Regions from separate parts of the Mus musculus genome. Here region 2 is linked to region 1. Evidence: chromatin contacts called from ENCODE POLR2A ChIA-PET data. All regions are on one chromosome and are shown on one strand. The core of a region is the stretch at or near the end of the contact, and the rest is flanking DNA. Distances in the headings are between cores, read along the strand shown.

Region 1 (3,954 bases), core at 1,291-3,790:
CTCCACGCAGAGCGACTTTGTAGTTGCACAAAATGGGAAATTAACTGGCTAGACAGTAAGTCTGGGGAAGATAGGAGCTGGAAGCATTTAAACCTGGATAACTGCCCAGTTCAGGACGGGGAAGGGGGGAAAAAATCCTAGCAGAGCTCTTTTGTCTACAGAGAAACTTTCCACAACATAAAAGTGATTCCGGGTGTTGGAGACTGGGCCTGAATATTTGGGTTTTGATGCCAAAGGCACATAAATAAAAACCAAAGGAAGGAAGTACTGCCAATTCTAAGGGCTGGTTTGGTTCCCCCTGCTCCGGTGATTCCCCTCCTACAAGAGGGGCTCCCCTTCTTCTCCCAGCTCCCCAAACTGAACCGGGCCAAGGCTGACCTGCGGTCAGGTACAATTTAACTGTCAAACCACAAGTACCGTCTAGACCTGACTGCCCACATCTCGTGTCCCTTACACTTAAACAAGTGAGCAGTGCCTCAGCCGCCGGTGTCTGCTCTGGCCCTGTCAGCATCAGTGTCTCACCTGGATGCCCGGAGTGTCCTGGACCTGAATAGCCAGCGTTTCTCCTTCTATGTGAACTTGTCTTGTGTAGAGATTACCTATGAAGACAGAGAAAGGAGAGTGTGTTCCTCTTTCATGTGCAGCCTCGGGAAACATTATGGTTTGGGTTTTTGTTTGTTTGTTTGTTTGTTTTTAATGTACCACGACTTGCACCGATACACACAAGAGAAAGATGTGATTTACTTCTAGTTAATGCACTTAATTCAGATCTTGTTTAAAGGCCACGTGCAGTCTTAAGCCCCTGCTAGTAGATTATCAAATTTTATCAAAAGTAGGTCAAAGTTTGTGGGTTTTTAGAAACTTGCTGGTCTAATTTTAACTGAGTTTCCATATTTAGAGTAGTTCCACGGAGGAAAGTTTCTGGCTCAGTATACGCAGGGTTTCTGTTTTTATTTTATATTATCATTCTCTGAACAGTTATATTTTGCCCACAATAGCTTCATAAGCAAACACGGTTAGTAAATGCACAGTTAGCATCCCTCTTAGCATGAATATGTGCCATGATTCTGATCAGCTCTATATCAAAGCAGAAGGCCACCAGGTCTTATCTTGGGACAGCTTATATGGCTCATTTCAACTAAATCCCCAACTGGTACTTAATACAAGTCTACTAATTTAACCATACAGTCTACTTAGTTAAGCAATTTGCTCTCCCCCTGCTAGAATCATAGCAGCTACTTATTTGTCTTTGTTAAGGAAAGAACTTTAGGCTTACAACTCTTCTTTGGCCTTTGCTTTCAAAGGTCGCCCCTGAAAGGCAGCCAGCAGAGGGAGAGGGTGGGGGAGGAGCTTGCAGCTGGGTTTTTTGTTTGGTTGGGTATTTTTTTTTTTTATGACTTTTGCAGGCATGTTTTAAAGGACAAGGCCTTGGAGTACAAACGGTGCTTCCAACTGGGGTCCCTATAGTTAAAACATACCACAGGGAATACTTTCGGGCACTTGATAAAATGATGAATGCGCCAAGAATGGAATGAGGCCAGATGGCAGCTGGGGGGAGGGGGAAGGGGGAGGGGGAGGGGGCGTGCAGAATTGGAAGTAGCAGAATCTTGATGCTAAACACTGTCACTCTGAAGGAAGTGTCCTTAAAGGTACTGAGAAATGAGGGCGGCCATCCCAACAGGGTTGGTCTCCGTACGTTTCCTCACCTGCATTTCGTTCGTAGTCCCCGATGAATCGTTTAGTGAGGAATCGGACCACCAAAGCTGCAATTCAGAAAAGAAAACAGACTGTTAACCCACTAAGTTAGACGGTTCTCCACCCCACCCCCACCTGGAAAACAACTCTTCCAAAGAAAGTCACAGCCGGCCACCGAGGGCTCCTTGACCCTCTACCAGACACAAGGAGGTAGGAGTGAATTACAGCTCTGCCAGCAGGAAGGGTCTTGAGGCCCAGCCCCTCCGCGGAGCCCAGCTGGGCCACACCTAAGCCTTCCAGCAGGCAAACTTCTTCCTAACCTTACGGAACTCCTGGAGGGGTTACAATCACTAGCTCCCCCATTCCGCCCCAGATCCTGCCAAAAGCCCAAAGCCCCAAAGTTCTACTCTGGCCCGAAAGTCGGCGGGACGCTCTGGGCCCCAGTGACCCTCTTCGTTAAAGCAGAGACATGAAGAGGCAGAGGATCCCACTGCAACGCCCACCGTCTCTCAGTTCCAGTCCGAGCGGGGGTCTCCCACGTCCCGCCCCTCCACCAAGCGGGTTCCTCGCATGGACTCACCGGTCTTGCCCACGCCGCTGGCCCCTACCACGGCGATCTTAACGAGCCGGCGGCCCGCAGCCCCCAGGCAGCAGTCGGCAGCGGTGCTGCCTGGGGCGGGGTACTCTGCGATGGTACACATGTTCTGGATGAGGCGCATCGCCGCTACGGCCCGGCTGCACGGAGCGGGGAGGAAAGTCAGGACAGGAGACGGCTCGCGCTGCAAGGAGAGGAGGGTACCCCGTCGGAGGGCGCGCGGGCAGAAACTGGAAAGAACGGGAGAGCGCGACGAGAAGAGAGGCTCGGGGGTTCCGGATCGCGGCTGGGATGGCAGCCGCCGGGGCGCGGGTTTTCTCTGGCCCAGGCCCCGCCTCCATTCCAGCAGCCAATCCCCGAGCGCCCCGCTCGAGGCCCCGCCCACGGCCTGCACTACCAGGCTGCGCCCCCACAGGAGCCGAGAGCGAGTGCGGGGCCCCGTGAGATCCGAGGAAAACAGGGCGGCCGGCGCGAGGGTGGCAACGTGCGGGACCCAGCCGGCTCCCGCTGCGCTAGCACGCGGCCGCACCGGTGCCTGCGGGGTCACGGGGTCTCAGATCCGCGTGGGGGGATCTGGCCGTGTCTGCTGGGTCTCAGGTCCACGTGGGGGGAATCTGTCCTTGCCTTCATAGGAGACCTGGCGTGTCCGCGGGATCTCAGATCCGCGGTGGGTTTAGAAGCACCCACCCTTGTCTGCCAACCTCGCCGCTGGGCCTCCGTAGGTCAGTCCCTAGGCATTCTCTGAATTGGGTCCCAGGTCCCCTAACCTCTCTGACCACTGGCTTCTCCACCTCTGACCCCAAGGAACCTGCTGGGAGCCCCATAGGTCACTGCCCTGTTTGGCCCTGCCCTATGTTCTGCTCGTGCGCTCGACATCTTTGCACTGACTTGGCTACATTCAAAGTATTATCCTGGATTATACATTTTCCCCATCCTTGTATTCCTAAACAAAGGCACCCCTCCGTGACCCAAAATGTGGCGTTTGTCTTTGGGGCAAAATACCTATTTTGTTCTAGTTCTTGCCAACAGTGCAAGCCCACGAGAAGGCACACAACGTGGAAAGCAAGTACCGCACCCCGAGAGGCAAAGCCAGGCTAAAAGTCACTAGAACAAGCTTGCATGGCTAGCCCAGTCACGCCTCCTCCCAGATCTGTGAAAGGTAAGACAAGAAGTCAGTGCAGCTGTGGATTGGACTCACCGGGAGGCAGAGGGGCCCCACGGTTAGCCTAGTCATAAAGGTTAGTTAAAAGTGGCTTGTCGCCAAGGAAGATGAGGAGTCTAGCACTCATAAAAATACCAAGTACCCCCGTGTCCTCATCAGAGAAAATCACAGACAACTGCTGGCCAGATCCCAACTTCAGCAACCTACTTTATCTATCGCCACCAGCATGCCCTTACAACCCTCAGGGCCTTTTATCTTGGTGCCTAAGAGCAAAGCCTGTGGCATTTTGTACACCTTTATTGAAGGTAGAAAAGCAAAAGAAGCTGATTCCAGGCTCAACACACCGTTTCTTGTTTAATCACAGTCCATTCTGGGCTTCATTCACCAGGTAATAAGAATTTACCCTCCTACTCTGGTCAGACCGGGACAAACCCTGTATCTAGTAACAGTTTGAAGGGGTGAAGAAATCGGAGGGGAACTAGGAAGATTATGTAGACTTGCC
Region 2 (3,545 bases), core at 89-2,588, 69 kb after region 1:
CTCTTCCCCTTTGCCTCAGAAACTGATCTTCAGTTCTCCACTTTGTCGTCCCTTCGTCAGTCTCAGGGGGTGTCACCGTGTCACCGACCTTCGCCATGATACCTCTTAACAAATATTTACCTTTTCTGAGTGAGTGTTTTGCCCCCATGTATGTCTGTCTGTACACTCTGTGAGTGCCTGATGCCAGAAGAGGTCAGTAGAGGACATTAGATCTTAGAACTAGAGTTATTGATGGTTGTGAGCAGCCCAGTGGATGCTGGGAGATGAGCCCAGGTGAGCAATCAGTGCTCTTAACCACTGAGCTAGCTCTCTATTGCCCCATAATATCTCTTGTTGAGTGATAGGTTTACATCCCTAAAAAGGTTCTTATATTCATGTCTGTCCACTAAGCCAGCGGTCCCACACTCCAGGGTCAATGTGCTGAACTTGTTACTGTCTTCCCTGTTCACTGTTTTCACTGTTTACCCCCAGGCTGATTTACAGTGCTTACACACTATCTCTGATCGAATCGTGGAGCGACATCACGACACAATGCTGTCACTTCTACAGAAGGGACATATCTCTCCTTCATTTCATGATCACATGCCTCTCATCTCTGGCTTTACTCCTTTTCGGGGCGGGGGCTTAGAGGGTAGAGAGCTTGTGTGTGTGGTGTGTACACATGTTCACAGATGTGTGCGCATGTGTGTATAGAAGCCAGAGGTTGTTGACATTGGATGTCTTCTTTGGTAACTCTGTTGAGAGGGAGGGGCTGGAGAGATAGATGGTTTAGCCATCAAAACTAGGCTTACACTCATCTTTCTGTGGCAGGACTTAATGCATCGCTGGCTGGTCTCAACTAACTATGTAGTCAAAGATAACTTTTAAACCAGGATCTCCCTGCCACTGCCCACTGAATGCTGGGGTTACAGGCTTGCACCACTACCACTAGTTTATGTGATGTTGGGGGTGGAGCCCGGAGTTTTGTGGACAAAGAAACGGTAGCTCTGAAAGCAAGGAAGCCAGGACTCAAAGCTGTCCCGAGACGTACAAGTACAGAGCAATCGAGAAGACCCACGGTGAGCGCCAGATCCTCAGCACCAAGGCGTAGGGAGAGCCTTTTGGGTTCGGTTTGGTGACCTGGCGCCCAGAGAAGGGCACTCCAGAAGCTCCCAGGCTTCTTCCTCCAGATCCAGAGCTGGAAGGGGCCAGACGGCCTGAACAACCCTGTCAGCCAATAGTCAGGCCAGGGACTATAGCATATGTAGGCCCCGCCCCGAATCTTCTCTGGGATTGGCTGGCTGCTCGTGGCGCTCCACCTTTATTGGTTGCCTTTCTATGGCCCGCCCTGCCAGGCTTTGGGTCACCGTGTAGCTTGTGGCCTGGGGTTTAGGTCCTGGGCTTGGCAAGGAGTACCCCGTAGTTTGGACATCAGGACGGCCGCGTGTCCCCTCGAGCTTTGCTTGCCCGGAGCAGAACTTTGCGGTCAGAACTAAGGATCAGGGCATCTTCAGCACGCTGACGGCTGTGCTTGGCCACCGCAGGGCGGATTTCCCAAGTTGATTCTCAATATCACAGCCGGCTCCAAGGAGCAGGTATATTCCTGGCCTGGAGCGAATGGAATGGCCCAAGCCAGGAGCATGAGTGGACAACAATGCATCTGGAGGATTCCTGAGCACAGCTGCTACAGCGGCTGGAGCTGACATTTGCTTTAAAAGAAACCAAAGAAAAACACCCCCAACAGGTCAGTGGTGGCACTTGGCACGCACACTCCTTTAATCCCAGCACTCAGGAGGCAAGAGGCTTTTGAACCTCGGAGAGTTCAAGGCCAGCCTGGTCTACACCGCAAGTTCCAGGACAACCACGGCTGCACAGAGAAAACCTGTTCACAAAGACAAAACCAAACAACCGAAAAAAAAAAAAAAAAAAGAAAAAGAAAAACATGCCGAGTGTGGTGGTGCACGCCTTTAATCCCAGCACTCAGGAGGCAGAGGCAGGTGGATTTCTGAGTTCGAGGCCAGCTTGGTCTACAAAGTGAGTTCCAGGACAGCCAGGGCTACACAGAGAAACCCTGTCTCGAAAAAACAAACAAACAACCCACCTCCTATGCATTTTAAGGCTGACACAGAAATCCATTAAAAAAACCATTACAAAAGTCTTTAGAAGTCACAGCTGAACCAGAATAAACTTCCATTCAGTGTAAGCACCTTTGTGATATTTTTTTTCGAAGTTCTAGCACAAGTGATGAATTCACACTTACCCTGCCCAACCACCGGAACCGTATAAAAAATACCTTTTGTACTCTGTAATCGTTGACTACCGATGGCACTGGCTGACTGAGGCAGTGGGTGTGCTTAGCTCTTCATTAGGGTGCAAAATAGCTCAGGGAATTCATACCCCCTGAGTGCCTCAAGACAAGTTGTTCATCCTTTCTCCAAGGACAAAACAGTGTACGAACTTAGAGCCAATAGATTCCCGATCTTAGCTCTTTCAGCAACAGCTGTGGAAGCCTTTCTGATGTATTGACCACTTTTAAAACACTGAAGCTGAAGGGGCTGTCCCAAGGCCTGACACTATTACTGAAGCTATGGAGCACTTACAAAAAGGGACCTTTCATGGCCTCACTCCAGAAGATACAACAAGCAGCTGAAAGAGTCAGATGCAGAGATTTGCACCCAACCAATGGACAGAAGCTGCTGACCCCTGTGGTTGAATTAGGGGAAAGCTCAAAGAAGCTGAGGAGGAGGGTGACCCTGTAAGAGGACCGGCAGTCTCAATTAACCTGGACCCCTGAGATCTCTCAAACACTGGACCACCAAACAGGCAGCATACACCAGCTGATATGAGGCCCCCTACACATATACAGCAGAGGTCTGTCGGGTCTGGACTCAGTCAGAGAAGATGCACCTAACCCTCAAGAGACTGGAGGCCCCAGGGTGTTTGGAGGTCTGGTTGAGTGGGAGGTACAGCCTCGTGGAGACAGGGAGGTAGGGAGGAGGTATAGGATGTGGAACAGTTGGGGGGCGGGGGGATAAAACCTGGAGTATATAAGTAAATAAATAAATAAATAAATAAATGACAAACTAACAAAAAGCCCACTGCAGCTGGCACTTCCCGTTTCCAGTTCTGACCTCCATGCTCAGTATATCCAAAATTTAGCAAGGCAAAATATCTGGTCATTAAACCTCCATCCCCTTTGCTTATCTTAATCCTTGGACAAGGAAACAAAAAGAACTCTGGGGAAAGCAAACACTATAATGGCCATCAGCATGAACTTTGTCTCTTAAATCTAGTCAGGCAGTAGTGTTGCACGCCTTTAATCCCAGCACCCAGGAGGCAAAGGCAGGTGGACCCCTGTGAGTTCGAGGCCTTCTTGGTCTGCAGAGTAAGTTTCAGGTTGACCAGATAGCCGGGGCTACATGGAGAAACCTGATCTCAACTCCCTTCCAAATCTAGACTTTTCCCATAGAAACAATGATCTTTGGGGGTTTTGTTGTTTGCTTACCTTTTTTGCCTTCACCTCCCAAGTACTGGGGTTATATGCATATACCACCACTCCCAACAGA

What was found. ChIA-PET counts read pairs that join two places held with the same protein, here RNA polymerase II (POLR2A).
Region 2: POLR2A ChIA-PET joins it to region 1 with 10 read pairs in Patski. The contact joins the enhancer-like site here to the promoter of Rasl11b in region 1. POLR2A ChIA-PET finds 5 or more read pairs at or near these places in 3 of 5 experiments (Patski and embryonic stem cell).

What each region holds. Positions count from the first base shown.
Region 1 is chr5:74,193,912-74,197,865 of GRCm38, reverse strand. Rasl11b (RAS-like, family 11, member B) reads right to left here and starts at 2,540. Exons shown (of 4, transcript NM_026878.1): 1 at 2,276-2,540; 2 at 1,707-1,763; 3 at 523-599. The coding sequence starts at 2,414.
Region 2 is chr5:74,124,389-74,127,933 of GRCm38, reverse strand. No RefSeq gene overlaps it. Among named protein-coding and RNA genes, the nearest start is that of Snora26, 33 kb to the right of the region's middle. Within about 2 kb of position 1,338, at least 1 of the 3 ENCODE cell types and tissues checked has a DNase peak (open chromatin) inside an H3K27ac peak, as active enhancers do.